Regions from separate parts of the Mus musculus genome. Here region 2 is linked to region 1. The links are chromatin loops, found by intact Hi-C in ENCODE. Cell type or tissue: left cerebral cortex. All regions are shown on one strand.

Region 1 (8,000 bases):
GAATCTAACTCATGTTTGGCAGCAGCTGTTGAGCTCTCACTCTGGTCCTTATAAATAATATTTTGAAAGTTAATTTCTTCCTGGAAATCACCTCAATATCTTATTATGCAAAAACAGGGACTGGAGGCTGCATAATGACGTAAATACACAGGGATGTGCCAAGCATTTGCCTGCAGATGGACATTGAGGATTCCAGTGCTTTGCTAAAATGAACTGGCGACTGCACACCCTTCTTCAGCCACTCTGTGCATTTTCCATCTGCCTTCCCTCCTGGGGTTTTATTTAGACTTGAAACTCCTCGGCTTCAATATGCAGATTTTGGAATATCCTGCCAATTTCTTTTTCTTCTGAAAGATTGTATCAGCTCCTCTTTGTACCTCTTTGTACCTTGTGAGTGTCATTTCTGTATGGCTTAGAAAATGCCTCCCCAACACTGAAATGTACTCAGGAGCACTGAGCCACTCAGCACTGTTTGCTTTCGATATTGGCTATGCTTGTGAAAAGTTCTTTCTCCTCAGGTGAATTCTAAGGTGTTTCCTATCTTTTGTCCAGTTTTTCTATTGATTTGCCATTTTGGGAAGTATACTCTTATACATTCTAGATACTAAACCATTGTCATGTGGTACAGATATTTTCCATTGATACACCACTCTTCTGTGTATTTCAGTTATGATACTAGTATGCAGATGTTTTATTCTCTAATACACTAAACTTCATCAATCTCTTCTCTTGTAGTTCCTAAATATGGTTTATTTTGTATTACGTTCTACTTTCAACATCTTAATTTTTCACACATATCTTCTCCAATCCATTTCAAATTTACCATGTAAACTGTATCAAAAGACACTCAAAAATTTCTAAAAATGTATCATGGTTGAAACACTCTTTAAAACTGAAATATAAATTACATACCATAAAATTCACCACTGTGAATGCACAGTCCAGCAGTTTTGGTAGACTTGTATGTTCTAGAACATTTTCATCGTTAAAAAAAAAAAGAAATGCCATATTGTTCGGTACTTACTGTACTCGTGCCCCTCCTTACCCACAAATGACAGCTCGAGATCACCTTGTTTCCCCATATTTCTGAACACAATCCAAATGGAGCAGCAGCGAGTGTGGTCTCTTGTGTCTGACTTCCTCCTTTAAGGCACAATGACTCCTCCACGCTGCAGGATGTCTCAGTACGTCCTTTCCTTTCATGGGTAAATAATATTGCACACCATAGAGACACCACATCTTGTGTTTGTTGGTTGATAGGCACGCAGAATGGATGCTTCACCTTTTTAGCTATCAAGAATTCTTTTGCTGATGGCTCAATGGGTAAAGTATTTGCCCTCAAACAGAAGGACCCACGTTTGGATTTCTAACACCCACTATATATTTTTTAATCATCTTTTTTATTTTTAATTACATTATTTATTTACATTTCAGTCATTACCCACCCCTTTTGGTCCCCCTTTTCACAGTTCCTCATCCCATTTCTCCCCCCTCCCACCTCCAAGAGAATGCTCCCCTCACCACTAGGCCTCCCCTCTTCCCTGGGGCCTCAAGTCTCTTGAAGATTAAGCACATATCTCCATTGAGGCCAGACCAGGAAGACCTCTGCTATATATGTACTAGGGGCCTCAGTCTGGCCCATGCATGCTCCTGGTTGGTGGCTCAGTCTCTGGGAGTTCCCTGAGGTCTGGGTTAGTTGAGACTGATGGTCTTTCTATGGGGTTGCCCTACCCTTCAGCTTCTTCAATCCTTCCCCTAATTCAACCATAGGGGTTCTGACTTCAGTTCAGTGGTTGGGTCTAAGTATCTGCATCTGTCTCAGTCAGCTGCTAGTTTTAGGAAAGATTCCTGCTAGTAATATGCTTGTCCTATTATGGCTCCTGACAGTAGAGGAGCAGCCATGCCAGGCTCCTGTCTCTATGAACATCATAACATCAGTAGTAGTGTCAGGCTTTAGTGTCCACTCCCTTAAGATGGATCCCAAATTGGGATCCTTCAGTCTATTTTCCACTTTAGACAGGAAAAAAATTCTAGGTCAGAAATTTTGACTATAAGTTGGTAACCCAGTCCCTCTACTTGAAGACTTGTCTATCTACTGGAGGTGGAGTCTTTGAGTTCCTTCTCTCTAATGTTGGCATTTTGGCTAAGTGACCTCCATAGAGCTCTGATTGTTTCTCTCTCCTCTCTAGTCTCTAGTGCTTTCCAGAAGGTCCTCCCACATCCCATCCCCTGAGGCTGCTTATTTTCATTCATTCTTCTGGCCCTCTGGGCTTCTCTCCTGCCCTCCCCATACCTGACCCTATTCACCCTTTCCCCTCCCCTCTTTGTTGCATCACAGGAATTAAAATTCGTATCTTATTTTAGGACAGTCTAGATCCAGTTAATGCTAAGTTAATTTCAACAGTAGACAAGACCTTGCTATTGTATTCATGCTGCTGTCTTTCCCTTTTGCTGTAGTTACCACAAACCATATCTTTATATATATATTACTTACCCCTCAGTACAGATTTATGATGACTGATTTTTATAGTCATTTAAAAATAAGCTCAGAGAGAAAAGTACAAAAAAAGTGAGTTTATATGACTTTTGCATTTACTCACATAGTTGCTTCTATTGTGGATCCTTTTTGTAATATTTGAATTTGAAGATGCTAAATAACAGGTTTGGAAGGATCAGAACTATCATGAACACATGTGTTTTCATGACTTTAACTTTTTGTTGCATTATCTCCTTCTGGGCCGAAGATACATCACTGCAGATACATGTTCTACCTCTGAACATCCGTCTCTTCAGGATGTCACTGACTTTGACCTCACAGGCCCTAAACATGGGCACTTGGGTCCTTGATTCTTTGGTAGGTGTGTGTAGGGATTCTTTGGTGTGGCTCTTGTCACTTTTCATAACACTACTGCTAGTCTACACTGCTGCTCTGCACTGCTGGTCCACACTGCTGGTCTGCACTGCTGGTCTGCATTGCTGCTCTGCACTACTGGTCCGCACTGCTGGTTTACACAGCTGGTCCACACTGCTGCTCTGCACTGCTGGTCCACACTGCTGGTCTATACTGGTGGTCCACACTGCTGGCCCACACTGCTTGTCCACACTGCTGCTCTGCACTGCTAGTCTACACTGCTGGTCAACTCTGGTGCTCTGCACTGCTGGTCCACACTGCCTGGTATGCCCTGTCCACGCTTCTCAACTGCCAACCCTGTATGGTAACAGGCTGTGTGTTAGGACAGAGTATCTTGAATGACACTTGAATAGCCACCCAGTGGCTTATAGCCCTGGAGTTTACCACTGTGACTGCAAAAGCCCTACCCACAACAGCTGATACATTGATTCTAATATCTTCATATCTTCATTTCATGTCTTCATTTCAACCTCAAAGATGCCATTTAATGTATTTCTGTATGGTAGATCTTCTGTTGGCAAAAACATCAGTTTTTGTTTACTTGTTAAAAAAAAATATTTTGAAGTTTCCCAGATAAAGAATTCTTGACATTTTTCCTTACTCCCTACTTCCTTTTTTCTTTTTTTCTCCTATCTTATTTTCAGATATCATTTCTTCCTTTATTGTCTTTTTAAAATCATTCCTCTTTCTCATAACCCCATCTCTATTAATTGGATGTGGTTATATTCATTGGAACTTCCATGCCTCCTAAGCTGCATGTCTATTTAAACTAGTCTGTCTTTTTATTCTGCAGTCTGAGACATCGCACCAGATTTAAATCCCAGAATAATTATGTTAATTCTTTCTCATTCTAGAATTCATTTCATTTTCAATTAACTCTGATTTGGCCACAATTTCTACCTTCTCACTCCCTCCTGCACCGATCGCTGCTTTTCTGTGGTGCGATTGTTGTTGGATGGATGATATCATGGATGATATTTTTTTTGATGCAGTTAGAACTCTGATTTTAATCTTTCCCATTCCCTGGATGCCTTTCCTTGATCGCCACTCTCTCTTCGGGGCTATTTTATTGAGGTGGTTAGTTTGGTGTCACACAGTAAACACAGAGAGTCTTGTGTGTCCAGTGGCTGGTGTGGGCTCACAGCTGTGAGGTGGTTTCCCTGGCCAACCTCTCCTGTGTGTGGCAGGGCTGTGTGCCCTGTGAGTGGGTGGAGCGCGTTGACTGTCAGCCTTGCTGCAGAGTGAGGGGCGGGGAGCCGAGGCAGGCAAGCTGCTCTGCCACCCAACTCCCATCTGTCAATAGCTAAAACAGGGAGGGGTTCACTTGGGACAGGGGTTTTAGTCTCTTTGCCTCCCCATGCAGAAAGAGTAATCTCAGTGACAGCCCACAGTCATAAATACACATTGTTCCTTTTGAATCTCTATCCTCAAAACCTGGAAATTGCCAGCGTCAAAGCCCCAAATCAGGATCAGCACTGAGATTCAGAGCTCTATCACTATCTTCCTGTTTTAGAAGAGTAGTCAGTCACTACTGGTGTACACGGCAGCTCTGTCACTGTTAGCTTGTGGCCAAAAGGAATGGCAGCATTCACTCAGCACTAAGTTCATGGTAATACATTTTAATGTAATTGTCAGAAAGTTAATGACACCCCTTCCTGTTTTGGGCTATCCAGGGCTTGTTTTTGTTGAGAAGCTCTTGCTGGTCGGGGACTTCCCTTTTAACAAACGTTCTGATAATTTACCACTAGAGGGCAACATCGTTGCTATTGTGGTTTGAACTTTGCAAACTACAGTCACAGCTGTGTGCCTCTAACCTTTGTCTGGGCAGGTGCTCCCTTCTGTACTGTGCCTCCCAGCCCTAAGGGGAACTGGGTACAGGCTAGTTTGGGGACATGCATATCAAGATTAGAAGTGTGTAGGGGAAACATAAAGAGAAAAGGGACTCTTTTTTCTTTCTTTCTTTTTACTTTTTTTTTTCTTTTTTCCCTTTTTTTGCTGGCATGCATGTACTTTTGGTTTGATTTGAAGGGCTAGATGTGAGAGAAGAAGATGGATGGATGACTCAGTCCATCTGCTACAGTAAATCTCAGACTTTTCTTAAAAAAGGGAATGGCGTCCCCCTTCTTTTCCTAGATGGCAAAGAAGAAGAGGAGGAGGAGAAAGAGGAGGAGGGGGAGGATGGGGAAAGCAAAACAAAGAAACCTGTCTCTCTCTTTCTTCCCCCTCTTCTCTGTTCTCCGTTTAGGATTCACCAGGGTAGAATGAGGTACCTGCTGATCGTCTCCTAGAACAATCTTGCCCTAACCTGGAGGGGAGGGAAGGGCACTAAGTGTTTGTGACCAGTAGATGGGTCAGTCTACTACTGATGGTCTTTTTTAGGATAGAAAGCAAAGGGTGGAGGAGAGAATGATTGCCTTGGCAGAGAAGGGTTGGTCACGGTTGGCCACCTTGGGACATGCTCATCTGTGACATGAAAAACGCGGTGTAATATTTTTTACATTTAGACCACATCTAAGCAAAGTAAAAACTTGTTTTTGTTTTAACCATTATGAACACATAGAGAGTCCTGAGATTTTCATTTTTAAAACCATAGCAAAACCCCAAACCATGACATTTTCATCTTGCTGGCATCTTGTGAATCAGGCTTTTCTTACATGAAAGAAAAATAGCATTAAATGTTTTGCAGAGCTTCCCAAGGTAAATGTAATATTAGTGTCAGCACAATGCATGGTTCTCACCTCGCAGGTAGCAAGAGATTATTTATTCTGAGCCAAGTAGGAGGGCCAGGGCCTATAAATAACCTAGAATGTGTCCCCCAGATCATGTGTCTATAGTGAAAGTGTCCATGAGCTCCCATGTCACTACATAAAGTCATGTACCAGATATGTTATGGGGAAATTAGGTCAGTGGGTTACAGCAAAGCAGAGAGAACCACATTGCAGGTTCTGATGCTGTCTGGCATCCGAGTTGCTGGAAGCTCATGATCTGCTAATTTCATACATTCTGAAGGTTTTTGCCTGGTAGTTGGAAGGACACTGGATCAGACACAGAAGGTGAGTGCTAAATGGCCCTGAAGGGACTAAGGATAGCTGAAGGCAATCTGGCTTAGTGTCTACAGTATCCCAGCTCTCCACAGTCACGAGGTGCTAATCAGTCAAGCAGCAGCAATCAATACAAGTGCATCCATTCCCTGGGGAGCTCCGTTTACAGTTGTCCTGGTGGGCAAGCATCACATCCCGTGCATTCAGAAGCCAGATGTGCTATGTCCCATAGACTAGGAACCCTTGTCCTTAGGATGATAGCGTTGAGTCTGAGTGGCCAGGACAGCCGAAGAGCTTGTCCTCCTGGGCGAGCAGGACTTCTTGAGACCACCTCGAAGATCAGAACTCATAACATGACCAGCGAGTGCTCATGTTGACCGTGACTATTTACTTATACTCTCCGCTTGCCCTTTATCCCATTTTCTTGTTAAAATTTAAAGCTCTGGCAGTACCCTAAGGTTAGACTTGGAGTTGCTGGTTCTTTCCATTTGCCCCTTACAACACAGCCCCATTGATGAAACCCTCTCTCTGTGCCCATCACCATTATCCATCTCTATTGTTTGGGGACCAGGGGCTGATCAGAAACTTTTGGTGCTGTTGGAGCTGGGACTTTTAGCCTTAAACTCATGTTAGTTTATTAAGTAGAGTCTAGGTTAATTTTACATGACAGCTCAGTTATTCTTTGATCCAATTTTAATCATACCCTTCCATGGGTGACTTTAATCTTGAAAATATATGATTTAATACACACACATGTAATATGTAGAAACAAATATACTGCTAAACCAAGATTATGGAACATTCATGTTTAAACCTAAAGATAAAACAAACCAAATTTATTGTCCTAAAAAAGACTGTCCCTTTCCACCATTGTGCATTCAAGTTCAGTCCAGCCTAGGCCACTCCTGGCTTGGTGGTGACAAATGCTGTTATTTAGGTAGCCAAATATGTGTTGCATAAGAGCTTTATCTTAAGAACTTTAACATGATGATGATGATGGTGGCAGCTGTGGTGGTGATGAAGATGATGGTCACGATGATAATGATGACAATCGTGATGAAGATGATGAGGATAAAAATGAAATTTGTAAAGCAGTAACACAGGCAGAGATTCTCATATGCCAGCTCAGAAATGCTTTTCAGGAAAGCAGATCTAAGTTCAAGCCTCAACTCAGCCACTCAAAAGCTATGAGAACACTGGTACTCTCTTGCTTCATATACTTTAGAGTTCCAATTCCTTCATGTGGCAAAGAAACAAACTAAAGGAAGCTATGTCTCAATAGACAATCCCGTCCCACGGTTTTGTAAGTCAGAATTTCAGGGCACATGGCTGATGGTTCCTGTCTTGCTTCTATATCAGCTAAAACTCTGATAGGTCAGTGAATTCTTGTAGCCAGAGTTTTCATTTGGCCTCTGAGAATCCCAGTGTTCTCAGAGCAGGCCTTAGTGTATGTTTTCTGCATTCCAACTTGAACATAAAAATTGTACATACTTAAGAAGTACCATGTCATACTTCATTCATGTGTACAGTGTATGCATTACTGAGCATCCCATACTCAGAGACAGTCAGGATTACTTCATTATGGATGCAGTCTATAAGTTAGGAAGTCTCTCAGATCAGACCAGGTACAGGGAGAGGGAACAGAACTAGATGCCAGCTTCCGTGATGAAAGCAACATCACAGAGCCAAGTGTCACCATTAGCAATCTGACCTTAAATAGCAGTTATCATAATCTTTTTTTCTTATAGGCACAGTGTTGGGATTAGATAAGGCACTACCATATAGGTTATAAGCACATTTTATGCCTGTAAAAGAATTTTGCTATCTTTTCACAGTTATATGTTATATTCATGTGTGTACTCATATATGTATGTGGGTAACTGGAGGTCAAAGGACACCATCAAATGCTCTCCTCTGTTGATCTTTATTGAGAAAGGCATTTTTATTGAATTTAGAGCTTACTCTTTTTTTTTTTTTTTAACTAGACCAACTGGCCAGTAAGACCAAACAATCCTCTTGTCTCCACTCCCCAGTACTGTGGTTGCAGG
Region 2 (8,000 bases), 440 kb after region 1:
CCTACCTAGCCTCTTTTAAGCGGTGAGAATTCCCCAGGGATGTCATTAAGATGATTCTTGGGGCCATCTTGGTATCTGTGTGCTACAGCTCTACTCCACAGCCTTTAATATTTTCCTTTGTTGCTCTGGGTTTTCAGGGAAACCTTGCAGGTGCCGTGGTCTTAGGAAGATCCTTAAAATATAACTCTGCATCTCTCTGTGGCATATAGAAGCCTGTCATGCAAATTTTGGATGCCAAACTGATAGTAACAGATACCACAGTTAGGGGCATTGTGGAGATGGAAGGACCTTGCCAATGGCTCCTATCACCATTCCACAGGGCGACACCTTGTAATCTGTCAGAGTTAGGACAACACTGCCTTTATATGGAAATGTCAAATGTAAACAGAGTGAAAGGAGTGTTATATGTATGCTAATGAAATTGTGTGTATTTCAACTGTTGTTGTTGCAGAAGAGAACAGAGGGTTTCCTGGTCTGGAGAAAGCTGATAACCTTATCCCAAGGCAGAAGCCACAAACCTCCAGAAATATGGCTTGCTTATAGAAGATTGAATAAATCTGAAAGGATCTTTAGAAATAGCCAACGTGTGACTCAGCCTGACGAGGCAGTCTGTGATGGAACTGTGACACACAGACTTCCTCTAACTTCTTTTAATTTCTCGTAGATTTTTCAATTTTAAATAAGTAATTTTGGGATGTTGATGAACTATTAAGTGAGCCTGTTAACCATGTGGAACCTAGCTGCTGGCATGACCCATTCAAGCTAAGCAATTTCAGATCAACATGCTGTGACAAGCATGACACTATGTCACCCAAGAGCATTCTCTCATTAACTTCTCACAGCAGCCTGAATTAGGACCTTGTGTCATTGCCATTTGCAAGTGATGAAACTGCCCTCCATGTAGCAAGTAGCACAGCTGATATCTGAACTCAGACTTTTCCATCTTGAACCCATTAAAACAGTCCATAAAGACCTATGGTGCCATTTCCCTGGGTTGTATACGTCATAGATGTAGACATGAAAACATGGAGAAAGAGCTTCCCCCCATGCTTACAGAGGTGAAACAGCAGAGTCGGAAATAAAATGAAAACTGAAAGCTTCTTCAAGTATTGCCTTGTGCCAAGAGCTTTGCTCCCCCAAAGGAAATCATAGGATCCTTGCTTCATTAGAACAATCTAAGATGCACTGTGCTTGTCATTGGATGCTCACAGCCTAGAGTACCCAGGCATGTTAAGGGATGCAAAAGATTATGAAGAGTGAAAAACAAAATCTTATGTGAATGATCAGAAGAATATTCCCCTACCGTTGTTTGTAGAGCAAGAGATGAAGTGCAAGCTTTTAAGAGACAAGTATGGTCCACTCTTAACTCCTAATTTGTAACACGTGACTATCCGGTAGTTTGTTGAGGGAAGGAGGGCACCATAATAGAGAGGGTGACAGATCCTGAGATCAGTTAAAGACATCCTTGGAAGACAAAGGATACATCAATTGGATGAGAGAAAAATAGGGATTTAGGAAAGGAGATAGAATTTGGAGAGTCTTCTATGTTTTAATTAAATTTTAAATCTGCTATGACTAGAAAGATAAAGACTGAGGAGACAAGCATAGGGAAGCCTAATATGTTTTGGAGTTCTGTTGTTGGTTGTGCATTTGGTTACAACTTCTATGTCTTCTTAATGCATTGAAACCTATTTGCCTGTAATGCTCTCCTGGGCCTCACATAGCAATTTTGCTCTTCACTTCTGCTTAAAGGTTTGATATTCTTAGAGCCACTTCTGCTATACCTTGGTTACTATTCAGGGGAAAGTATTTCCTGTCTTTTCACTGGCAACACATTTGGGCCTTTGGTGCAAAAGTGAGTTTCTTGTAGGTAGCATATTGTGGGATCCTTCCTCGTATTCATTATGTTGTGGAATGATGTGATGTAGGAGAGCCAGATTTTCTTGCTAAAGACCTGGGACTTGATCAGTCTACTTAGAAAAATAATGAGAAAATGTATTTGAAGGGTAGAGTGGAGACAGGAAAGGCAGTAATGAGGGTACTTTCCCCTGGGCTCTTTTCTTCTAATCTCCCTGTGTCTAGTCCAGAGATGATACGTCTCTAGCTGTGCTTTATCATGACATGTGAGCACTGCTCTGCTTAGCTTGTGTATGTACTGTTTGGCTCACCCTGAGAGGTGGCCTCTGTTCACAGGGTGTTCTTAGCTTGTTGTAGTTGCAGTCCTGCAACTCTTAACACAGGATAAAAAGAAGCAATCACTTTGAATCATTTTAAAATTACTCTTTGTACTTTTTCATATGTACTGTTAGATTCTGACATCAGATGAGATTGTTTTGAACTATTTGAACCTCGCAGATAAATAAGCATGTGATACATTTGAGCAGAGAAAATGAGTTCCAGAAGGAAAAGGGAGAACATAGGTCAGATCTCAAAAAAGGCAAAGTAAACACCTATCACATTTAAAATTTCCTGGTGTGTAATAGTTCACCTGTTTCCCTGATGTCGTTGGGATTTAATGAAAGGCAACACATTAGTCTAACCATGTTAAGAAAGAGCACACATCCTGTCAAAGCTCTCTCCACTTTATTGAACACACACACACACACACACACACACACACACACACAAATGGCATTGTGGGAGACAGACTAGGCTGAGAGCAGAAGGCCAGGGTGTCACCATCACTCTGCCGCCAGTGTCATGTTGTGCTCACATGCTTACTTGGGCCTCTAAAGGGACAAAAGCAGGCTTCTTGGGGTTCCTCGAATGTTGTGGTTGCTAGAACTTGTGTGGGGAATATATTATGAACAGAGTCAGGAGAAGGAAACACTAGGGAAATAAGAGTATTGTTTATGTACTCATGTCTGTGTCTCTAGGGGATGGCACATTCTTAGTCCTGTTTCTTATCTAACAAACATTACCAGTCGATAATAGCATTTCCTTCAGATAAGTTGGCAGCAGTTGGAATCCTGCATTCCAGGCAATCTCGACCAGTCCATACTAGAGTTTAAAAAATAATCAGATATTATTTTGAGGCCTTGACCAGTTGGGAATATATATATATATATAAAATTTATATCTATATTATATGTATATGTACATACATAGATATTTCATATATCCAGATTTTTAGACCAGTGTAATTTAGTTATTTGATTTTGTTATTGTTGAATCATTTGAGTTCTTTACATATGTAGACTTTATTAGCAACTCTTTGTCAGGTTTATTTCATGTGCTCAAGAGCCAGGAACCATGGCAGTGCCTTGAGGCAAGTCAGGTGTGAAGGAGCCAGGCACACCCGCTCTATTTGTTCATTCTGCCTACACCTGCCTAGGATGAGAGAACTTTCATCGCTTTCAATGAAGGAACTCTAATGATAATCAAGTGGATCCAGCTGCTGCCTGCCTCCCTAGCCTTGAGGGACATTTAGTGGAAAGTTGCCCCAGAGTTACTGAAAGTCCCAGCAGGGTCCCTAATTGAAGACTTCTCAAATATGGGAGTCCAGAGGAACAGAAAGGGAACTATCCTCCCAGTTAAATGGGGTGGCCTGGTACCTTCACCTACTTGGTGGATTCCCTGCAAATTCTCCATCAAGGTCTCTTACTGGCTCTCAGCCAAGTAGAATCTCTTGTTCCCTTGGTGTTGCTGTCACCTGGTCTTGGAAGCTCTGGTCTTACGTATATAAGTATGTATATAAAGTAGTGACGCTTCCCATGGCTCCACTGATGTTCTCAGGAGAAAAGAAAGAAAAGACCAAATAGAAATGGCAGCATATGTGTGTGCATTTTCCACCTCCTTATCTCAGTGTCATGGCAGGTCCTCCTTTACCTTCTTGATGGAAGAGCTGCCTGTGTCTCCCTGGGTGCTGCCTGGTGGAGGTCTGGTACTGAGCGGACCTGGGCAGGACGCACTGAACCTGGGACTGATTGCCTAAGCCACACAGTTCCGAATAGTGTGCAGTTCAAAGTGCCCTTATGCGTTTCTCCCCTGACTTCTTTAGCTCCTGCTTGGCTGAAAGATGGTAGCAGATAAGGAAAGAGTTCTTCAGGAGAAGCATGGAGGTGACTGTGTCTGGGGGAAGGGCATGAGGACGGCATTGACACCGACCAGCATTGCTCTCAAACACAGCCTGGAAATGTGGACAGAAGGGCCCTGCTGGATCCCCTCAGGGATCTCTTCCCAAACCTCCTATTCTAGGCCTGAAGACCACAGAGGGAGGGAGAGGATGTGAGTGCACAGAGCCTAGGAAGGTAGGGATGGGGTAGAAGAAGAGACACAGGGATGAGCCAGGTAGTGAGGGGTAAGGGAAAGAAGCAGAAAGGACTGTAGAGAGGGAGCTCAGAGTTGCAAATGGTACAGGGGAGGAGAAAAAAAATGTTAAAGTCAGGCATCTACAGAGCACCAGACAAAGGAACCTGAAGGGCAGGTGCTGTGCGGGCCAGACACATCCGGCTTCTGTCAGCAAGGCTGACAGAGGCTGACTGCTGAACTCGAGCTATTTTAAGGACAGTTTGAACTTTGCAAGAAGCTGAAAAATGTCTTCTCTTCTTGAGGTTAGAAGGCCTTCCTAGATGATTTGAGTTTCATAAATTACCGATCTTTCTCCAGTCTTAGAAAGTAGATCCCAATGACTCCTGTGCATAGCTACTTGTGTGGTTGTTGGCTGCCCCCTGCTGGTTAAGTCTGGGTGCTGCATGCTGCAGGCTGATCAGAACTAGCTTGAAACTGCATGGTGGGATAAAGGTGATTTCTCCACCTCCTCTCCCACAGTGTTAGACTAGGTCCATAGGATATCAACCTTTCTTGTAAAGTTTAATCTTGGGTTTTGATTGACACTATGTAGAGTTTCACTTGGACTTCAAATTCAGCACATTCTCTCGAAGCTTCTCATATTCTTGGGCCTGAGGCCACCACACACCCGACATTTGTTTTGTCATATCCTAGCAACAAGAGCCTCAATGTGCTCCTCTTGCTCTTCCTGTCACTCTGTTCAGTCCTTCTGAGACCACCAGGAGGATTATCTTTCAGGAAACCCTTATTATCTCCTCATCCCTTCTCTTTCGCCAGCCATGACAGCAATCACTGACCACAGCCCTCGCTGAGCTGAGTACAGATATAGATACAGATATCTCCATTGTCCTTTCTGATGTGTGCTAGGGTGCTCGGTAAATGTCCAATAGTCGGTAGAAGCAAACTATTCATACTGTGTGTTTCTATATTTGTTGCCTGCCTGTAATAAAGCTTAATTTACAGACTAAGCACGGTACAAGATTAATAGGAATAACTAACCTGAGTAGAACATGGACAGTAACAAATCATAATAAAGTAATTTAATACCCATCAATGGCTTGTTTATGGAGTTTGCATTTAATATTCTCAGAGTATGCTAGCAATGAATGACTAAAATCATGGAAAGCAAACAACAGACACATGGGAGCTGTTATATGAATGCACATTGTGCATACACATGTATGTACACTATGTGTCTCTATCGTATATGCCTGTGTGTGCATGTGTTCACGTGTGGTACTAGGAATTAAAGCCAGAGGTACTAGGAATTAAAGCCAGAACTTGACACATGCTAAGCAAGTGTTCAATCAATACACTGTATGTTTATGTGCTGTGTGTGTGCCATATGTGTGTATGTGTATGTATGTATCATATGTGTGTGTCATATATGAATGTGTTGCCAGGCATTGAAACCAGAAACTGACATTGGTGATCTACCAGTCATATAACTTGTATACATACTATCCAGTGTACTCATGTCTGTGTAACAAAGTGTGTGTGTGTGTGTGTGTGTGTGTGTGTGTGTGTGTTCTGTGTCTTTAATTCCAGCAATAGGGAATTATGGAAGTCACTTTGATATTTTCCTAAAGCAATTCTTGGTTACTTAAAGCTCTGAGCCCTGGGTTAGTCACTGGATATAAACAAACCTGGTACAGCCTCTGCTCTCCAGGAGTGGAGTATGACTGACCAAGCAACACAGACCACGTGGTCATCCAACTCTGAAAGTTAGATGCACTTGGCCGATTCCCATCATGTACTGAGTTTCCTACCATTCTATGCAACAAATTGCCACTGTCTTGGTGGACTTTAATGATACCATTTCTTTATGCAACTCACAGTTTCTGAGCATCAGTGGTCTAATTCGGTCCTATGATGAGGCCTTGTTGAGGCCAGGAAGAGATTCTCTCCCTCCAGTCTGTCGAGATGTAACTCGATGTAGTGTGGCACAGTCACAGGCTTTTGACATATAATGAAGAGAGCAAAGAAGGAGTGAGTCTTGGTGTCTGCTTAGACTTGGTGGAAGCAATCATATAAGAGCATGACTCACAGGGAACAACCATGTACATCTTGTGGAGCCATCCCCATGTTTACATGCATATCAGATGAGATATTGGGAAGAGTCTGAAAGGCTCCTACTTCTGCTATAGGATTTGGGCTCTGGGATGCGTGGTGTTTTTTTGTATACCAACTCAGCCTTGGCATCCACTTCCATGTTCAATGCCAACTGAAGGCACATCTCATAGAGCTGAGGTTAGTGCTGTATGTTGTAGAACCAAGCACTTAACATTTTACACAATACTGGTCTTTAAAATGCTACAGCAGGGGAATGGCCATATTGACCTTGAGAGTCACTCTAAGGATGATGAACTGGCATGTGTGAAGTGGTAGGTGACAGACAGGTGATGACCAAGTGTAGTAGGGAGAGGTGCTGATGTTGACATCATCAACACCGTCATCACTCTCACCTGAGAAGAGGAATCGGGGCTCAGAGTAGGTAGGTTTCACTTAAAAGTTAAAGCTATTCATTTCAAATAAAAAGCCTAACAGACTGAAGAGGTTGGTGATTGTGGTTAAATTCCTAGACAAGGCTGGAAGTCAGAAAATGTGTTCTAAGACAAAAAAAAAAAAAATTAAAATGTCTAACTGATCGAGCAACAGCATGAGCCTCTCTTTTTTCCAATTTTTATTAGATATTTTCTTCATTTACATTTCAAATGTTATCCCAAAAGTCCCCTATACCCTCCCCCAGCCCTGCTCCCCAGCCCACCCACTCCCACTTCTTGGACCTGGCGTTCCCTGCTCCTTTCTTAACCACTCTCAGTGCTGTTCATCATTTTTTCCACCTTCAGGGTTGCTGTGGCTGATGGATGAAGTAACGTATAAAGCATGTGACACTACACTGTCCAGTGTCTCACTGACCACCCCCCCCCCTTTTTGTAATTGCCTGCTGCACCAGCCAGGACTAAAGCTCCCTCCTCCCTTCTTCCTTCCTTCTAGGTTCCTGATTGTCCTGGGATGCTTGATTCTGGCCGTGCTCACCACCTTCAAGGAATATGAGACTGTGTCTGGAGACTGGCTTTTGCTGCTGGTAAGCTATGGTCCATTGACACTGTACTCCAGGACGGAAGCTCTAGGTGGCATTTACCTGGAAGCTATTTGCCTAGATCTCAGATTCCTAATGTCTCTAGCCAAGTCAAGGTCCAAGAAAAAGCAATGCCCCCTTTGTCTTGCCAGGCCTGCCATAGGCATAGCCTTTCTGATGATGATCCACTGTTCTGGACAGAAATAAGGAGCATGTAGTCCAAGCCCAAACCACCAGTATTAAATGAAAAAAACATAGCTTCCTGGCCCTCTGCAAGTTCACCTAAAGATGTACTCCATTCTAAACCCTGACCCTTCTTTGATTTCTCAAAACATAAACTGAGGATGATACTACAAAACGCATGAGGCAATGGCTGGCTCAAAAGCTAAGGTTAGCAACACTGTCCAGCTAGGAGAGCAGTGTCTGAGTGTTCTGGGTGGGGTTAGCAGATTGTTTTTGACCTCACTTATAGGGTATTTTAATAGATTCAGTGGACTAAAAAAAAAAATGATTGGTTGGAATGGAATCTTCAGAAAAGCTCAGACCTGGATTCATTTTGCATAGAGGGTTAAGATGGCGGGATGAAGACAGGAGCTGTCACAATGGCCAACATGCACTTCTTCCCCTG

What was found. A loop is a pair of places that touch in the nucleus more often than their neighbours do. Peaks named below come from ENCODE experiments on the same cell type or tissue, not always from the same donor. Only the 100,000 strongest peaks of a DNase experiment are listed, where the experiment ranks them.
Region 2: it touches region 1 in a loop (3-fold over the local background); 11 of 42 quality-filtered maps call a loop at or near these places.

Annotation. Positions count from the first base shown.
Region 1 is chr15:66,472,723-66,480,722 of GRCm38, reverse strand. The region is part of intron 3 of Lrrc6 (leucine rich repeat containing 6 (testis)); the gene reads left to right. Among named protein-coding and RNA genes, the nearest start is that of Gm31006, 24 kb to the left of the region's middle. In left cerebral cortex, a CTCF peak has its summit at 4,659 (motif pointing right); DNase peaks (open chromatin) are centred at 215, 4,164, 4,622 and 4,982; H3K4me3 peaks cover 910 bases; H3K27ac peaks cover 2,535 bases.
Region 2 is chr15:66,030,758-66,038,757 of GRCm38, reverse strand. Kcnq3 (potassium voltage-gated channel, subfamily Q, member 3) reads left to right here. Exons shown (of 15, transcript NM_152923.3): 2 at 7,288-7,378. Among named protein-coding and RNA genes, the nearest start is that of Hhla1, 58 kb to the right of the region's middle. In left cerebral cortex, a CTCF peak has its summit at 4,670 (motif pointing left); DNase peaks (open chromatin) are centred at 526 and 4,668.